Linked DNA regions of Mus musculus: region 2 is linked to region 1. A link is a loop called in an ENCODE intact Hi-C map of the cell type or tissue named here. Cell type or tissue: left cerebral cortex. All regions are shown on one strand. Region 1 holds the start of Slc30a1 (solute carrier family 30 (zinc transporter), member 1). Region 2 overlaps Rcor3 (REST corepressor 3).

Region 1 (5,000 bases):
CAGTGACTTAAGGATACTTTAAGTGCCTTCCAAATTTAGACTTCTATATAGGCAGGCTGGGAGAAAGTTTGAAGCTGTGCTTCCCACTTTGTGCGCATGGGGTGACTACTGGAGTTCCAGAGTCCAATCTAAGCCCTGCTATCATGCTTATTCAAATTCAGCATCTCAAAGTGGATTTCACTGTTTTCCCATTTCCCAAGAAATGCCACTTAAGGCAGGATTTCCCTCACCGGCTTCGAAACATACCTGTTAATCCTCCCCTTTAGCTCTCTTGCCGCCCAATACCCAGTCCGTCACCAGGTTCTATTTATTCTCTTACCCGCCTAGCTTTCCAGTCTGGGTGCTGGGATGAGAACAAGGTGTACAAAGTGAGAGGCAATCTTGGAATAGGATTTTCCGCTGAGCGGTGGTGGCGAACACCTTAATCCCAGCACTCAGAAGGCAGAAGCAGCTGTATCTCTGAGTTCAAGGACAGCCTGGTCTAAAGAGGGAGTTCCAGCACAGCCAGGGTTTACTCACAGAAACTGTTCAGAAAAGCCAAAAGGAAATTTTTTTCATGCAAAAGAACACAGTGGGCCATGAATATCTCAATGCAATAGCTGGTACCCAGAGGGTCCTTCGAAAGGCAGGTTTGGCGACTCAACAGAGGCCTCTCTGATGATTATAGCCTCCATTGGGGTGTGGGGGGCTTTACCCACATAGATGTGCACACATCCACTGTTCTCGCTTGGAGGACGAACTCCATAGAGTTTTAGCCAACTCAGCAAGGGTGTTTGGTTCCTCGTGCCTCCCCACCATCTTCTTTTGTATTCTGGTCGCCCCTCCCCCTCCAAACAGCCCACACAAGGGTTCGGAGGTTTAAAAACCTATAAATAGTGTGAAATCACAGAGCCTTGGAATTTTAGCTAGAAGGAAGCAGAAGAGTTCCACTTGCCCAACCCTTCCCTGTATTGATGAAGAAACAGGTGTAGCGAGATTAGGTGACTTGCCCAAGTCACGCAGCAGGCTCCCGCCCCAAGTCAGCACTCCACACTTTAAGAGTGTCAGCGACAAGCTGACTTCACACGGTTGCCCTGGGGAGGGGTGGGGGGTGGCCGTGCGGGTGACCCCTGGATGGAAAGTGTTCCTGAGGCTAAGGTTGTGCTGCTAGCAACCAGTTCCTAACTCAGCTCCTCACTCGGCCGCGGCCGCGCCCCCGCCGCCGTCCGCACAGCCCACACTCCCCGCCCCTCCTGGGCGCCGACCTGTCACCCAGCCGCCCCCACGTGCACCCAGCTCCCAGGATCAAAGTCTGGGGCGGCCGGGCCGGCAAAGGGGAACCGCGGCCCGGAACCCGCACCGCGGGAAGCGGCAACTGCTCACTGCGCCCCAGGGCTCGGCGCCACCGCCCTGCCGCCTGCCCACCGCTGCACGCGGCCCGCGCCCACCCTCCCCCGTACCGCCCGCCGCTGCACCCGGCCGCGGCCCCCGGCCCACGCCCGGCTCCCCAGTGCACAGGCCCCGCCCCCAGCTCCCGCGGCCGCGCCCCGCCCCCTCCCGCCCCTCCGCCGCGCTAGCCAATAGAGGCCGAGGAAGGGCGGGACGCCGGGGCTGTCGTGAGGCAGCTCTGGCCAATGGGGAGGCGAGCCGGGCCTGGGGGGCGGGGCACCGGGGCCTTGTCACGCTCGGGTCCGTGTGAAAACGGGGGTTCCGAGTGCAAAGCAAAGTTTTTTTGTAAACCGTCTGCAAAGGAGGGGGGGCGAAGACGGCGGACGCCTCCGGGCCGAGCGCAGTCGCCGCGGACGCCGTCTCCCGAGCGCTTCGGTCCGATGCTCGGCAGCCCCTCGGCACGCAGTGGCCCGCCGCGCCCTCCGCCTCGCCAGCCCAGCCGAGCGCCGGCGCTTGAGTAGCTGCGCGGCCGGCGGTTTCCCCACAGCGCCGCTCCCGTTCCCGCGTCAGCGCCGAGCCTCAGGCCGCCGCCATGGGCTGCTGGGGCCGCAACCGCGGCCGGCTGCTGTGCATGCTGCTGCTGACCTTCATGTTCATGGTGCTGGAGGTGGTGGTGAGCCGGGTGACCGCGTCGCTCGCCATGCTGTCCGACTCCTTCCACATGCTGTCGGACGTGCTGGCGCTCGTAGTGGCGCTGGTGGCCGAGCGCTTCGCCCGGAGGACTCACGCCACGCAGAAGAACACGTTCGGCTGGATCCGCGCTGAGGTGATGGGCGCACTGGTGAACGCCATCTTCCTCACGGGGCTGTGCTTCGCCATCCTGCTGGAAGCCGTCGAGCGCTTCATCGAGCCGCATGAGATGCAGCAGCCGCTCGTGGTGCTGAGCGTCGGCGTGGCGGGGCTGCTGGTCAACGTGCTGGGGCTCTGTCTGTTCCACCATCACAGCGGCGAGGGCCAGGGCGCGGGCCACGGCCACTCGCACGGCCACGGCCACGGCCACCTCGCCAAGGGCGCGCGCAAGGCGGGCCGCGCGGGGGTCGAGGCGGGCGCGCCGCCGGGCCGGGCGCCGGACCAGGAGGAGACCAACACGCTGGTGGCCAACACCAGCAATTCCAACGGGCTGAAGGCGGACCAGGCAGGTGAGCGCCACAGTGTTCGGGACAGGCGCCCCCTGGCGACCGCGGTGGGTGCCACGCCCCGCGCCCAGGTGCGCGGTGGTTTCGTGCCCACTGAACAAGTTTGATAATGATGTGCTGGGGGTGTGTGGGCCCTGGTTAAAGGCGGCCTTTGTGAACGGGAGTGTGTGTTTCCCTGAACCGACCACCTAATCCGGAAAATCACTGTTTAGGGACCTGCCAAGGCACGTTGCACCCTCACCTCCTCGGGTTGGCATAATGGTGCTCGACCCAGTGGTGATGTATTACTCTCGTGGTTTTAACGAGCGTTTTTCATCTTGAGCACGTGTGCTTGATGGTAATTTGGAAGGTAAGTGTTGAAAAGAAATGAGAAAGAACCTACCACCCTCGATGTTAACATTGTGTGTATCTTCCAGTTTTTCTTGCCACTTGTATCTGGTTAGGTTACTTACGGAGGCAGCTTACCTTCTCCAATGCATAGGAACATGTTTGGAAGTTCAGGTGGTGCGTGGGAAAGGAGAAAGAGAAGCTCCTCAGGTGTGCCCTCTGACGGGAACTTTCAGGTTACTTAGTGATTGTTGACTTCCAACTTTGTTGATAGCTTCAGGTTGTTTTGTTGGTTTGTTTTTGGTTCCTCTAGACGGGTTTCTCAGGATAGCCCTGGCTGTCCTGGAACTCACTCTGTAGGACAGGCCGGCCTCAAACTCACAGATTACCTCCTGCATGTCTCTCTGGGGTCAAGGCCTGCACCCCCAGCAATAGACCCAGGTTGTTGATTTGTCAGTTTGTGAACCCTTCTACAAAGACGCTATGTTTTATGTTCTTGACGATGATTTTACGTTAGAGCTGCTTTTCTCAGTCTGTCTAGTGCCACTGACAGAGACCCTCACATCAGGTTTGTTCCTGTCAGAGGACATCCCTTCAGTGATGCTTACTGATTGCCTAGAGTTTTGTTTCTCTTGTATGTTTCAGAGAGGTGACGCAGTGTTTACACGACCCCATCCCAGCAGTGAGGGCAGGTGAGAGGTGGGAAGGAACAAGGAGCAGTAGCCCAGTGACACAGTGGACTCTCCGCTGTTGGGTACTGGCGGGACCCAGGGCTAGCTCACTGTGGGTTGCTCTCAGCACACTGTCATTGTCACAGCTTTATGAAACAAGTTTAAACTCACTCACTGCCAGACAAGATGTTTCTGTGGACACTTTAAATGTGCTTAGTGAAAATTGTATTGTTTTGTTGTAGAGCCAGAAAAATTGAGAAGTGATGACCCAGTGGATGTACAAGTAAATGGGAATCTCATCCAGGAGTCTGACAATCTGGAAGCGGAAGACAACAGGGCTGGGCAGCTGAATATGCGAGGAGTGTTTCTGCACGTCCTTGGAGATGCCTTGGGCTCCGTGATCGTGGTCGTGAATGCCTTGGTCTTTTACTTTAACTGGAAGGGTTGTACTGAAGACGACTTTTGTACGAACCCGTGTTTTCCTGATCCCTGCAAATCGTCTGTAGAGATAATTAACAGCACCCAGGCCCCGATGCGTGACGCTGGCCCATGCTGGGTGCTCTACCTAGACCCAACCCTTTGTATTATAATGGTTTGTATACTTCTGTACACGACTTACCCATTGCTCAAGGAGTCTGCTCTCATTCTTCTACAAACTGTCCCTAAGCAAATCGATATCAAACACTTGGTGAAAGAGCTTCGAGACGTTGACGGCGTTGAGGAAGTCCATGAGCTACATGTCTGGCAGCTGGCGGGAAGCAGGATCATCGCCACTGCCCACATAAAATGTGAGGACCCCGCTTCCTACATGCAGGTGGCCAAGACCATTAAAGATGTCTTTCATAATCATGGAATCCACGCTACCACCATCCAGCCTGAATTCGCTAGCGTCGGCTCTAAGTCAAGTGTGCTCCCGTGTGAGCTCGCCTGCAGAACTCAGTGTGCCCTGAAGCAGTGCTGCGGGACACGGCCACAGGTGCATTCTGGGAAGGATGCAGAGAAGGCGCCAACAGTTAGCATTTCTTGTTTAGAACTCAGTGAGAATCTAGAGAAGAAGGCCAGGAGGACTAAAGCTGAAGGCAGTCTCCCTGCTGTGGTGATAGAGATTAAAAACGTGCCAAACAAACAGCCCGAATCATCTTTGTGAGTCTTGAAAAAGATGTGATATTTGACTTTTGCTTTTAAACTGCAAGAGAAAATAGACTCCATTGAAATACTAAGTTTGCCAAGTAGTGTAATTGAAGTCCTTGTCTGGTCGCACAGTTTAATTCTATTTTTGTAAGAACATAATGGAACTGCCTAATAGAGAGTGCTACATTGCAGCCTTGTGATTCTTAGTGCATAGTGCAGCTATGCTGGAACACGTTTGAAAGCCAGTTTTAACACTATGTTACATTTTTGTTTAAAGTAAGTATAAATCTTATATGACATAATGAAA
Region 2 (5,000 bases), 220 kb after region 1:
TAAAATAGTTTACTATTCTGAGTAAAAAAATAGCCAATATGATCCATGAGCTGTTACTAAAGGAGACTTATAATCTGTGGCTCTTCACTCAGCTTAAAGTCTCATCTAACCTGTTAACCCTATGAACACATATGGAACAATTATTGGTAAATTGAGTAACATTACTCCAGTTATTTCTGTATGTTGGCGATCACCCACGCGGACGGAGGCGCTGAAACCTCATCACACGGTAAAACACTGAGGTCAGCCCTGAGTATTGATCACTTGAGACACTTGGCTGTGTAACATGCCCTTCTCATGTTTATAAATTCTGCAGGCTACATGGAAGAGCGGCACGCTGAGCACGCGTCGATGTTCTTCCAGCTCTTCTGCGTCTTTATGAGCTTAGACATCCTGTTTTCACTTATCTCCCACATGTAACTACACCATCGCAGTAATTCAGATAAGCAGCTTTAATAACCATGTGCCTGCCAGCTACTTCAAGGCCTCATTACTAAGCAGTCTGTTACCTTCAGGATTCACTTTTATGTGCTGTCCATAGTCATGTCTTTATCCTTTAAAAATTATTTATTACACGTGTGTATATGTAGTTATTCCTTTAAGCATATTTCTGAGAAGGAGAAATTTAAGAATTCTGATCCCGGAATAAGTTCTATCTACATGGACTTGCTTTTCTGTTCGTTACTCACACTTTTAACTTTGGTGGAGTAATTTGAGCTTTTGTTCCTTAGTTTCCTGCTCTAAATTCGTGATAAAAACAATACAGTCTCTCATGGTTAAATGAGTTAACACACGGAAAATGCTCAGGAGTACAGAAAATCCAAGCGCTATATTTACTTAGAATCCATTTACATACACTACAGACCTAGAAAGATTCTGGTTAAATATAACAAACACACATTACAGACCTTTAGATAGCAAATTAAGGAACCCCATTGAACAGAAGTGGTCTCAGCTCTGACTGGGCACTAGAACCATGACCGAAGCTTTAAGGTGTACAGGCATTGTCTCTAAGATGTGGATCAGATTAGACGCCAATACTTTGAAAAGTTCCTTATGAGTCTCTAACAGAGCATAACCAGGGTTGATCACTGCCTCAGACCAGCTTTGTGCAGCCCATGTGGACATCACTCTAATGGTGGACAGCCCCATGGATACCATCCTAACGGGCATGTTAGCTTTTTGCATTTAGTTTTTTACTTTGTTAAAAATGCACCATTGTATCAAACATCAAAATTACACAATGCTCTGATGCTCAACTTATGATTGAAAACCTCTTTATTTAATATATAATAATAATGAGCAAACCTGTGAAAGCCACATCTTTCAGGCTCTAGGTACATATTTCTTATTGAATGCCTCCAGGTCACAGGATCCCTAGCTTATCAGCAGGTGAAGTTTCACCTACTACACTAAAGCCTTTAAGTTAGGAAGATTACTAGGTACCCAGACACATATCACTTTTCAGTTTTTAGCTCTTAATTGCATCGATTGGCCTGATTAGACTCTATGCACAGGATAGATAGGACATGGCTATTTTTCTCAAGACTAAATAAATCATAACAAGACATAAGCTCATAAGATCCTAGGAAATACTGTTAAAGAAAACCTTATTTTATGTATGCTAGAATGACTGTTCAGTGTAGCTGCTGTTGTTATTTAATAAATTTGATAGCTGAATGGAGGGGTGGGGGTCTTAGTGTTGTTACCTGTATGTTTCCTATATCTGATGTGCCGCAAAGGATTCGGGTCCGCTACATCACACTGAAGTCTAAAGCCACACCATGATTCAAGAAGTGCATGGTCAAGGGTCCAGAAGGTCTCTGTGCAGAAATGGAGAGCACCAGATGGCCTGATGGCTGCTGAAGTCAGCTCTCTCACCTCTCCTCTTTAAAATGGGAATGAGAGTGGGCTCTCTGGAGTCTGGCGGCATTTCTCTTACTGCTCCATAGACTGAGGAAAAGCCTGTGCAGATGTCTACATAGTAATTCCCTCCCCTGCTTGAGGATTTAAGCACCAAAGCCATCAGATCCTAGGTTTTTGCATTCTTCATGGGCCTGACACAAACTGAAATGATCAATTTCACTATCTTTCAAAAGGAAAAACATTCTAACACAGCGAAGGTTTCCATTAAAAAAAAAAAAAAAAGGAAACAAAGCTAATTCAGTTCTTAGCAAACCTAAAAGACTAAAAGACAAATGTAAATTACACTTTGAACAGGCTGATTTCTTACTGATGGTAACATTAGATCTCAGAAAAAAAACTTACATTTGGCATCTGGGATACTGTGATAAGGAGACCACACAAGCATGCCTCCATTGTCTTTATCTGTGTACTTGGTAGCACCTGAGGAAAAATTAATTATTTTGAATAGGATAGCCTTTTACTTATATCCCAACTAAACATAAGCAACATTTTGTTTTAGTACAATACCTGCAAAGAACACACAGGAAAACAGATTTCACAAAAGACTTATGTAAGATGAGCGAAACATTGTAGCAGACCTGCTACCACTGGAAAAACTTCCTGAAGCACACACTCCTGTCACCTGACGGTGACAGTCTCATCTGACCTCTGACCTCCTGTGTGCTACTTAGGGATCACCATGCAAAACTGACCCTACAGAACACTTACACGGTGTTGTGTACACGGGTCAAACTGCTATCGTCTCCCTTCATGGCTTGTATTTTACCTTATTCCTAAGTCTGCCAGCCTTCCTTTTAAAGGCATAAAAGTTAACACAATTTCTTGTTCATATGATCTGGCTAAATCTGGAAGAATACTGTCCTTTCCTGTGTATTTCTCATGTTATAAACTATAAAGTCCATAACATTAAGCTTCACTACTATAAGCTGAAATGGTCTGGATGGAGGAAAGCCCATACATTGAGGCCAGGACCACTCACTATAGGCTTCTAGACACCTCATTATGCAGGAGACTTTTCTGGCTTCCACCCAATCCTTAGCTACAAGTTAGTTAAAACTAGCAACATATTAAGTATTGCTGCCATGTTTTAAAACAGTTGATTTTCACCAGGTAGATATTACTTACCACTAGCAGTCAGAATTTCAAATTAGTCACATAAAATATTAGTAGAAATCTGAGGTTAATCTGTGATTATTATAAGGTATTTGGAGTGGAGAACATTCCTTACTACAATTTCCACACAGAGAAGTTACTTATGGGTCAATAATTTAATATTATTCATACTTAACTTTTGGAGAAGCATCAAATATTACTATTAAATGTCTAGTAAGTAATGTTAGTTGGAAGAATCATACTAATTCCACTTCAGTATCAGCAGGGTATGTGATATACTCGGGAGCAGAGGGTGCCGCAGAAAGAGCTAAAGTTTGAAGCAGGCTTGTGCAGTAAGTGTTTAGTGAAAATCTTTCAACCAAGCAAGCAACAAAATCCCAAACAAACCAAAAAAACAAAACATTTTCAATGTTAAGACATTTAATTTCTTGTCATGGGCCTGTCAGGTAACAAAACAAAACAAAACACCTTATAAACACAAAAGTCAAGTTATTCAACAGAAGTGAAATGCATTCTATCTAAGCTGGTCAGAAGCTTTTACCTTAGAAAAACGTGATATTCAAATGTATATTCAAGTAAATATCTTAACTTCAATTATATCAAGGAACAGATTCTTTTTACTCAATGAATTGTGACAGTAAGATTATTAAAATCTTTCTTAATAAAACATGACACAGCAAATAAAAGCTTCATTAAGTCTTATACTTTAATAGTACTTCATAACAAGGGAATGTAATTTCTTGCTCCCCATTCTTTAAGAACATTTTTCATGTTAGTATATGTTGTGTACATGTATGAGTCCCAGGGATAGAGCCCACGCTTGTTGGCAATCTTCTGTCTCCACTAAGCCATCCCTTCAGCCCATGGACCTCATTCTTGAATCACAGGAAGTCTGCTGCCTCATTGCATATCTCCTCTTAAGTAGGCATTGTTTTTTCTCCATCTAAAATACCAGATATTACTGCCCCAAATTTTCAATATTGTAATTAAGGATCTAGTATGAGACAGAAACCAGTGTCAACGTTTAGGACACTAACTATTCCTCTAATGTGGGATGATATAAGTATTTATCTAATTGGCCTTAAAACAGAGAATGCTCAATTAGGCATTTCACAATGTTCTTTTCCTAATTATGAACCCCAACCTTTTCAATCATACATCAACTAGGCCCAAGAAATAAATTTTTACAGGAAAGAGTTACTTTAGGGTACTGCGTTAAGAGTATAGTTTCAGACTCCCAGTTGCAGCAAGTGTGCCACCCTGAAGATCGCCTCTTGTGCCTCAGTTTCCCTCATCTATAGTAATAGAGATGGAATAACTACTTTAGTGCTTTTCAAAAATGAAGTTGCTAAGTTGATAATGTACACATCCAGGACAATCAACCACTAAGATACGAGATGGGAAAAATGAGGTAGGACTCAGGTACAAAACCAGCAACTAGAGCTTTTAAAGACTCCCTCTGAGACATTAAAACCCAGGACTTTGTGAACAAATACACTGAGAATTTAGATCCTGAGACTAAGATGCTCTAACCACTTAAAAACTGTTTATAAACTAGGTCCTGTAGTATTGGTATAGTATCTTCAAATAGGGGGTAAAGGCTTTCCTCGTGACATAGAAGCATGAGTAAATTGTCTGTAGTATATGCATGTGTGTGCACATGTGTGTGCCTGTAATGTGGATACACAAATCATGTGTTGGTCCCGGATCACATAGGACATCTTCTCCTACTTGTCCTATCCCTGTAGTTTTATTTATTTTTTGAGACATGGTCTCTTCATGTAGCCCTAGAACTATCACTATGTACACCAAGTTGGCTTCAAACTAATAAGAGTTTGCCTGCCTCTGTGGGTATCAAAGGCAAGCACCACCACACCCGACTCTTAAGAAAAAAGAAAAAGAAAGAAAGAAAAATTCAAAACAAACAAAACAAAAAACAGGATCTCTCACTGAACCTAGAA

What was found. Hi-C counts contacts between places; a loop is a spot of excess contacts. Peaks named below come from ENCODE experiments on the same cell type or tissue, not always from the same donor. Only the 100,000 strongest peaks of a DNase experiment are listed, where the experiment ranks them.
Region 2: a loop joins it to region 1, with 8 times the contacts of the local background. A loop is called at or near these places in 1 of 42 quality-filtered maps.

Annotation. Positions count from the first base shown.
Region 1 is chr1:191,905,047-191,910,046 of GRCm38, forward strand. It overlaps Slc30a1 (solute carrier family 30 (zinc transporter), member 1), which reads left to right and starts at 1,735. Exons shown (of 2, transcript NM_009579.3): 1 at 1,735-2,567; 2 at 3,805-5,000. The coding sequence starts at 1,961. The coding sequence ends at 4,709. 1700034H15Rik (RIKEN cDNA 1700034H15 gene) reads right to left here and starts at 2,481. Exons shown (of 5, transcript NR_030669.1): 1 at 2,014-2,481. In left cerebral cortex, a CTCF peak has its summit at 2,612 (motif pointing left); DNase peaks (open chromatin) are centred at 977, 1,644, 2,167, 2,575 and 1 more place; H3K4me3 peaks cover 4,054 bases; H3K27ac peaks cover 1,300 bases.
Region 2 is chr1:192,128,115-192,133,114 of GRCm38, forward strand. Rcor3 (REST corepressor 3) reads right to left here. Exons shown (of 12, transcript NM_001346740.1): 3 at 2,269-2,346. Among named protein-coding and RNA genes, the nearest start is that of Gm10516, 6.3 kb to the right of the region's middle. In left cerebral cortex, no CTCF peak of the experiment used is centred here; no DNase peak of the experiment used is centred here.